3 separate regions of the Homo sapiens genome follow, and regions 1 and 2 are each linked to region 3. The links are chromatin contacts, found by Hi-C or POLR2A ChIA-PET in ENCODE. All regions are on one chromosome and are shown on one strand. The core of a region is the stretch at or near the end of the contact, and the rest is flanking DNA. Distances in the headings are between cores, read along the strand shown.

Region 1 (2,700 bases), core at 118-2,617, 370 kb after region 3:
TTTGGGGGCTGTCTGATTAAAGGGCTAGCAAAGTGTCTTTAGAATATGAAACTTAAGAGGACATTCGTGGCATCTTCAGTTCCCCATGCTGCGTCCTGGTGCCTGTAGCTCTGCTGGGTGACCCTGTGTCTTGGGGAGCGTCTCACCCCCCAGAGAGGGCTGACTGATGGAAGGTCAGCTGGTCAGGGTTGCACTTGGGGACTGGGTCTGCCCCAGAGCTGGTGGAGGCCCATGTGTCACCCAGGAGATGTCCCCACCTGCCCCAACACTTGGCCAGTGCTCAGAAAGTGGCCCCAGGGACTTGGCCATCCAGGAGAGGTGAGGGCCCTCTGAGGCCAAAGCGCTTCCTGAAAGGGGATCGGGGTGGGTCTGCACAGGGGAAAACATAGCCTGTGGTGTGTGCAGAGGCTGCCAGGGCACAAGGGCCCAACGTGGGGTGCGGTGGAGGTGATGTGGCCACGTGGGCGGAGTAGGGCGGAGAGGCCTGTGTCCTGGGGATGCGAGAGCTTGAGGCCTGGTGGTGGGGTGGAGGCCCACCCTTGTCCTGCACCCAGGGGCCTCAGTGCCCATCCAAGGGAGGGACAGGGCCACACCTGTGGGCCTGTGTCAGGAGCTGGGGTGGGAGATTGGCCACCAGTGCCACTCTCCACCTAGACACATTTCATCCCTTCTCCACCACAGTTCTCGCCTCTAGGAAGTGGAATTATCAGTGGAAGATGATACGGAAAGATCCACTGATGGCCCTGGCACAGGCCAGCCTTGTCCCTGGGGCAGGATGGGACGGTCCTGAGAAGGCCCTGGGACACCCTAGGGGTGTCATAGTGGGAACTATGCCTTTGCAGTGCCCAGGTGAGACAGCACATGGTGTCACCCCAAGCATGGTACCCTGGGCTCAGTGACAAGAGGGGTGGGCAGGTCAGGACTGCACTGCCTTGGGGCCCGTGCCCTGGGAGCCGCTAGCCCTATGATCCTGAGTCCTGGGGGACTGAGTGCATCGGCAGGGCCTGGAGCAGCTGGGAGTGGCCGACTGCCTCAGTGTGCACTGTGGCCGCACAGGAGGGACAGCGGCCTTGAGAGTGTTCAGAGCTGTTGCACAGCCATCCTGCACCGCGTTGGCCCTGGGATGGACTGCTGTCTAAGCTTTGTCATGCGGCTAGCAATGCACATTTACTATAGTCAGTCACCCTGGTACCAGCCGTGAAGGACGGGCAGGGACACACACACCACACCCCAGACACACACACACCCCCGACACACCACACCCCAGACACCACATCCCAGACACACACCACACCACACCCCCCCACACACACCTCAGACACCACACCCCCGACCCACACCACACCCCATACACACCCCCGACACACACCACACCCCACACACCCACCACAGCCCAGACACACCACACCCCAGACACACACCACACCCCCCAGACACACACCACACCCCCCACACACACCACACCCATCACACCCCCCACACACACACCCGACACACACCACGCCCCCCAACACACACACCCCACACACCACACCCATCACACCCCCCACACACACACCCGACACACACCACGCCCCCAACACACCACACCCGACACACACACCCCAACACACACCACACCCCAGACACACACCACACCCCAGACACACACCACACCCCAGACACACACCACACCCCACACACACCACACCCCACACACACCACACCCCACACACACCACACCCCACACACCACACACATACCACACCCCAGACACCACACACATCACACCCCCCCACACACACCTCAGACACCACACCCCCAACACACACCACACCCCAGACACACACACCCCCCACACACACACCCCAAACACACCCCGACACACACCACACCCCCCACACACACACCACACCCGACACACACCACACCCCAGACACACACCACACCCCAGACACATCCCACACACATCACACCCCACACACACACCCCAGACACACACCACACCCCAGACACATCCCACACACATCACACCCCACACACACACCCGACACACACCACACCCCAGACACACACCACACCCCAGACACACACCCCCCCCCACACACCACACCCCAAACACACCCCCACACACACACCACACCCCAGACACACACACACTACACCCCAGACACATCCCACACACATCACACCCCACACACACACCCCAGACACACACCACACCCCACACACACACCCCAGACACACACCACACCCCAGACACACACCACACCCCAGACACACATGCCACACCCCAGACACACACACCCCAACACACACCACACTCCAGACACACACCAACCCCACACACACCACACCCCAGACACACACACCGTCACACACCACACCCCACACACATGCCACAGCCCACCCCACATACGCACCCTACCCCAGACACACACCACACCCCACACACCACACCCCAGATACACACCACACCCCCCCCACACACACCTTATACACCCCAGACATAACACACACCCCACACCCCAGACATACACACCACACCCCCCCACACACACCTTATACACCCCAGACATAACACACACCCCACACCCCAGACATACACATACCCCTGACACACACCACACCCCACCCCAGATACCACACACCCCACACCCCGACATACCCCTGACACAGCTCACCCCAGATACACACCCTACCCCAGATACACACCATACC
Region 2 (2,700 bases), core at 3-2,502, 340 kb after region 3:
AAGGGGAAGTGCCCATCACCAGCTATTTTGGTCCGTAGAGGTCCCATTTCCTTTGGGAAATGCAGAATCGATGCTTGGAATCTTTGCCTTTATTTACCAGTTTTCAGAATAATGAGTTAATGAGTCAGTTTCCCCTCTGAAGGGCAAGAGTGAGTTTTTTGATTGATTTTTAGTGTCACAATGAAGTCATAGATTTAAAGATATTTGCTCTTCTTTGACCCATCACAGTGAAACACCTACCTCATGCTCAAATCGTCGCATCCATGGTCAACAGCAGCCTGTTTGGGTTGGCTCCTGAGACCTCGCGGTGTGGGGTTAGTTTTCTTGCTCTCTGGAATCTGTTCCAGGTTCACGCTGGACATTTTCTGCCCAGATCTCTTTTTGTTTTCATCTCCAGGGTCTAGCTTATTTCTCAATTTCTGTTTGACACATAAATGAGCTCTGAGCATTATGCTCTGAAAACAAGTATTTGGCTGGGTGCTGTGGCTCACGCATGTTATCCTAACACTGTGGGAGGTCGAGGTAGGCGGATTACTTGAGCTCAAGAGTTTGAGACCAGCCTGGGCAACATGGCGAAACCCTTTCTCTACAAAAACTGCAAAAAATAGCCAGGTGTGGTGGCTCAGGTCTTGGGAGTCTGAGGTGCTTGGAAGTCTGAAGTGGGAGGATCACTTGAGCCCAGGAGGTCGAGGCTGCAGTGAGCTGAGATCATGCCACTGCAGTCCAGCCTGGGCAACAGAGCGAGACCCTGTCTCAAAAAAACAAAAACAAAGTATTCAGCACTGTGAGGCACTCTGAGCAGAAAGATGTGGTGGTCTCACCTCACTCAGCTCTTACTCTTCGCGTGTCTGTTAAATTCTCTTCCTCTGAGCGCCTTCCTGACCACACAGGCTCACACTCGGTCTTGGGGGAATTGTGGACAGTGTGTTTGTGCTGGCCCCACAGGTGTTCAGTGAGAGCCAGACATTGCTCTGTTAATGACACCATGGTGGTCCCTCGGGGTTGGGGAGAGGCTTGGGGACCTCTTATACTTAAAAGAAAAAAATAAAGAGACCCCCGCCAAGCATCAGTGAAAATCCCTGCAAACGTGATCAAGAGTCTGTTGAAGTGTACGTTCCCTTGTCCTTATGCATTTCATGCGAGTTGACGAAATCATCTGTACTTTAAATGCTGAAGGAAGTGGCTATTTTAAATGAGACTCTGTTCCGCTTTTGTGTGCCCCTATCAGGACTTCCATTTCTATGAAATGACACTCCCTTAGTACTGTGTCTGCAGCCTGGGTGCTGTTCAGGAACTCACAGAGTTAGTTAGAAACCTAAAGTGGGGTTCCTCTCCTCATACTCTCCCTCCTAGAAGCCCTGTGTGCTTCCTAACCTCTGAGTCCTGACACCTGCTACAAGCCTTTTGGTGGAGAAAAATACATTGTTACTGGTTTCTTTTGCATCAGTTATGGAACATCACAGAGAGAGGGGGCATTTTGGGGAAGGTGAGGCAGAGATAGATATAGAAACCTTCCCTTTTGTCTTATGTTGCTTTCTATTCTGTGGGGGCTTTGGAGGGCAAGGGGCTAAGGCCCCCACCCCCTGGAAGTTTCTGATCACGAATTGTCCCTGGTTTGAAAGAAGAGGTGGTAGGAACATGGATCTTACTAAGATGGTGCCTGAGCTGAGCTGGTGGTGTTAGTTCATCACTTCCTCCTGCTGCCAACATGCAAGTTTAAGGAATCGTAAATCTCCCTTTCTACTGATACAGTGAATATTGTGGCTTTTTTTTTTAAACTGGACTGTAGAGTCACTTTTTTTTTTTTTTTTTTTTTTTTTTGAGACGGAGTCTTACTCTGTTGCCCAGGCACACGAGGCTGGAGTGCAGTGGTGCGATCTCGGCTTACTGCAACCTTCGCCTCCCGGGTTCAAGAGATTCTCCTGCCTCAGCCTCTCGAGTAGCTGGGATTACAGGCGCCCGCCACCACTCCCAGATAATTTTTGTATTTTTAGTAAAGATGGAGTTTCACCATGTTGGCCAGGCTGGTCTGGAACTCCTGACCTCAGGTGATCCGCCTGCCTCAGCCTCCCAAAGTGCTGGGATCACAGGTGTGAGCCACTGCGCCCGGCCTGTAGAGTCACTTTGAATGGATGGAAAAAAGCCCACTTTGATGTTTGAAAATACTTATGGTTTAGGTTTTTGAAAAATAATTTAATTTTCTCCACTTTCACGAGTTTGATTTTTGCTGCTGTTTTATGGTGAGTGATGGAACTTTTGGAGCTGGTCTTCCAGACTCCACTGGTTTCAGGATAAGGATCACAGTGAGGATGTTCATGAAGGCCCCAGGCTGCTCCCCTGCTCTCTGAACCTCCCTTGCAGTCTGAGAATTGATCATCTCAGGAGAAACCTCTAGGCTCTAAACTCTATCATGTGCTTTTAAAATTGTGCATTTTTATACTAGTATCTCTTTAAAAGAATATGCACTGATATGGACTCTATCCCAACAGGTGTATTGGAAGGTCTCAGAAGACAAAAAAGCAAAATGTGCAGAAAAGGGGAAATCAAAACAGGTAAATTTCTTTTGCAAGCTACAAAGAATCCCATTCAAGTATTTCTTGGTTGTTTTAATCTACTGAATGCCAGCATGCCTGCAGTGCAGGCCAGCCTTTTCTCCAGGCTCTGTTCATTCTGCTGGGCTTGGTTTTGTTGTGATGCGTC
Region 3 (2,700 bases), core at 80-2,579:
CTTGCAGAGCTTCCAGCCCAGCCCTGAGCCCGCAGATAGAACACACCCAGGTGTTTGCATGCCCCAGCTATGGAGTCACCCCTCTGGGTGAGCTTTCCAGCAGCCCTGCCTGAACACCTGACTCACAGAACACATGAGCCCAGGGAAATAGGCATTGCTTTATGCCGTGAAGCATGGGCTAGGTAGTGACACTGGAACAGTGGATCCATCTGCAACAGGAAGATCCAGGCCTGCATTTCTCCAGCAGGCATGATCCACCATCACACACACTCTCAGCAGCCAGGCCTAAGCTGAGGTATGTAAGGGACTGCCCTGGGTGATGACTGAGGAGTGAGGGGATGATTCCAAACCCACCCCCTTCCTGCAAGGAGGCTAGAGTCGAGAAGATGGAAATAAATTGATAAATCACCTGTCACCCCACCAGAGCCCCCAACCATGAAACTCTGGAATGAGACACATAGGTGGTGATCCTCACATGCCCAGGACCGGGCTGGCCACGGTCAGTGAACTTAGCCCCCGGCCAGCCCATACCCTGGCCCCACCCCATGGTGGATGCCCAGAGCCTAGAGCTGGAGTCAAAGACACCATAAAAGCAGAGCCGGCGGCATTCCCGGGACAGTAGGGCTGTCTGTGGTGAGTCCCACAAATCGTGGTCCCCCTGAGGCTCTTAGACCACAGCAGACATAGAAGCCCTGCCAGGCAACTCTCTCCAAGGACACCAAAATTATTCTGTCACTCCTGGAGCTGCTGTAAACATTGTGAACCAGGCGAGAACCTCTTTGAAGTTCAAACCTTGCCTACCCACAGAAAGGGACTCTCCAGCCAGGCAGCTCTTCACAGGGCAATTAAGATGTTGTCTCCAGGTATCTGGGCAATTTGCAGGGTTCGCTGTGGCTTTTCCTGGCAGTCAGCTCTCTGGCTCCTGCCAGAAGGCTAGGTACAGACGGGCAGTAGCCAGGAGGCCCAGGGCAGGGGCTGCAGCCAGGGAAGTCTGGGACCCCTGGGGGCAGCAGGGCCAGTTTGGAGGCTGCAGACGCTCCCTCCCGCCACAGGGCTGTCTCAGGCCAGCCAGAGCACACCTGAGCTCTGTGCTTTGATGTCCTGTCTTTGCAGACAGCTTTCTTAGCTCTCACTGAAACTGTTAGAAGTGATTCTTAGCATGCCTTTTATCAGAGACCAGAAGAAGGAGTTGAAAGTGGGACTCTGGGGTTTTCAAAAGAATCTGCAAGACTGGGGAGGGGAAGAAAAACCGCCTCAAGCCCTGAAAGGAAGCAAACAAAGGTCTATAGTCTCCCCGAGCCTGGAGGCCACGGTCCCAGGCCTGTGATGTGTGTAAGGGGAGGGGTGTGCTCAGAAAAGCTGCTGGGTTCACAGCTTAGGGTTTGGGTTGTGGTTTCACTTGGATCCTGTTAGAAATCTAATTATAAAAACCAAAGGGGCAGGTTCTCAAATCCCAGGCAATGGGGCACCCACCACCCTAAGCCAGCTCTTCTGCCTGGGACCTCCCAGAGTGTGCCACCTCCTGGGCTCTGCAGGTGAGGTGGGGAGGGCTCCAGATGAACAAAAATGCAAAATGAGAGCAGACAGCTGCAGTGATAGCAACCCACAGCTGGGACTGAGTCCCACCAAGCAAGCAGAGGCCTGGACTCCCTGAGGCCACAACGACCCGGCCGCGGTTTCTCAGGCAGAAGCTGCTGCCACAACCCTTGTAGGCCCAGCTGTTTTCACGGTGCTATTTGCCATAAAGGATGTCTTTCTTCTGGTTTGGTAAGAGAGAGACCTTCTCAGCAGCCATCAGGATCACAGCAAAGCCCCTGGTCACCAGGCAAGCCAGGCTCCCAAGGCCAAAGACATGTGAGGATGATGTGATACCTGGCCAGGAATGAGGTATCCCAGGCCAGGTGCCTGCAGGTGTTGGGTAGATGAGGGAGACTGCACCCCACCCTCAGGAGCCACCACCCACGGCGCTGATGGACATGCTGGCCAGCAGCCTAGCTGGTTTTTATTGTAGTAAAATATGCACAACATAAAATTTACTGTCTTAATTCGTTGTTCAGCGTACAGTTCAGTGGCATTAAGAACATTCACACTGTTGTGCAACCATCACCACCCTCCATCTTCAAAACGTTTGCATCTTGCAAAACTGAAACTATCCCCATTAGACAACTCCCCAGCCCCCAACCCCAGCCCCTGGCAACCACCATCCTACTTTCTGCTTCTACGAATTTGATTGTAGCTGGGACACTAGCTACCTCAAATAAGTGGAATCATACAGTTTTTATCCTTTAGGTATCTGACTAAAGGTAAAGGTATTTTTAAAGACATTTCAAGGCTGGGTGCAATGGCTCATGCCTGTAATCCCAGCATTTTGGGAGGCCGAGGCGGGCAGATCACCTGAGTTCAGGAGTTTGAGACCAGCCTGGCCAACATGGTGATACCTCATCTCTACTAAAAATAGAAAAATTAGCTGGGTGTGGTGGCACGCACTTGTAGTCCCAGCTACTCGGGAGGCTGAGGCTGGAGAATCGCTTGAATCTGGGAGGCAGAAGTTGCAGTGAGCCGAGATCTCACCACTGCACTCCAGCCTTGTAGAGCAATTCTCCATCTCAAATAAATAAATAAATAAATATAAAAATAAAAATAATGACATCTCAATTGAATTGATAGAGTCATTTTACCTCTTTTGTCCTTTTTCAATTA

The links. A loop is a pair of places that touch in the nucleus more often than their neighbours do. ChIA-PET counts read pairs that join two places held with the same protein, here RNA polymerase II (POLR2A). Pooled maps may share reads with other maps.
Region 1: a loop to region 3 is called in a pooled map, with 2.7 times the contacts of the local background. The contact joins two enhancer-like sites. A Hi-C loop is called at or near these places in 1 of 37 single-sample maps with no recorded cell type and 1 of 50 pooled maps. POLR2A ChIA-PET finds 5 or more read pairs at or near these places in 1 of 52 experiments (naive thymus-derived CD8-positive, alpha-beta T cell).
Region 2: a loop to region 3 is called in a pooled map, with 2.4 times the contacts of the local background. The contact joins two enhancer-like sites. A Hi-C loop is called at or near these places in 1 of 37 single-sample maps with no recorded cell type and 6 of 50 pooled maps. POLR2A ChIA-PET finds 5 or more read pairs at or near these places in 1 of 52 experiments (GM12878).

What each region holds. Positions count from the first base shown.
Region 1 is chr9:89,370,943-89,373,642 of GRCh38, reverse strand. It overlaps a transcript of SEMA4D not described here. Among named protein-coding and RNA genes, the nearest start is that of SECISBP2, 54 kb to the right of the region's middle. RefSeq lists an enhancer at 416-485. Within about 2 kb of position 1,367, at least 3 of the 41 ENCODE cell types and tissues checked have a DNase peak (open chromatin) inside an H3K27ac peak, as active enhancers do.
Region 2 is chr9:89,399,128-89,401,827 of GRCh38, reverse strand. It overlaps SEMA4D (semaphorin 4D), which reads left to right. Exons shown (of 16, transcript NM_001371194.2): 5 at 2,490-2,552. Among named protein-coding and RNA genes, the nearest start is that of SECISBP2, 82 kb to the right of the region's middle. Within about 2 kb of position 1,252, at least 4 of the 41 ENCODE cell types and tissues checked have a DNase peak (open chromatin) inside an H3K27ac peak, as active enhancers do; they include GM12878, where a contact is called at or near this core.
Region 3 is chr9:89,742,265-89,744,964 of GRCh38, reverse strand. No RefSeq gene overlaps it. Among named protein-coding and RNA genes, the nearest start is that of LINC03062, 100 kb to the right of the region's middle. RefSeq lists enhancers at 1,113-1,172, 1,773-1,822. Within about 2 kb of position 1,329, at least 6 of the 41 ENCODE cell types and tissues checked have a DNase peak (open chromatin) inside an H3K27ac peak, as active enhancers do; they include GM12878, where a contact is called at or near this core.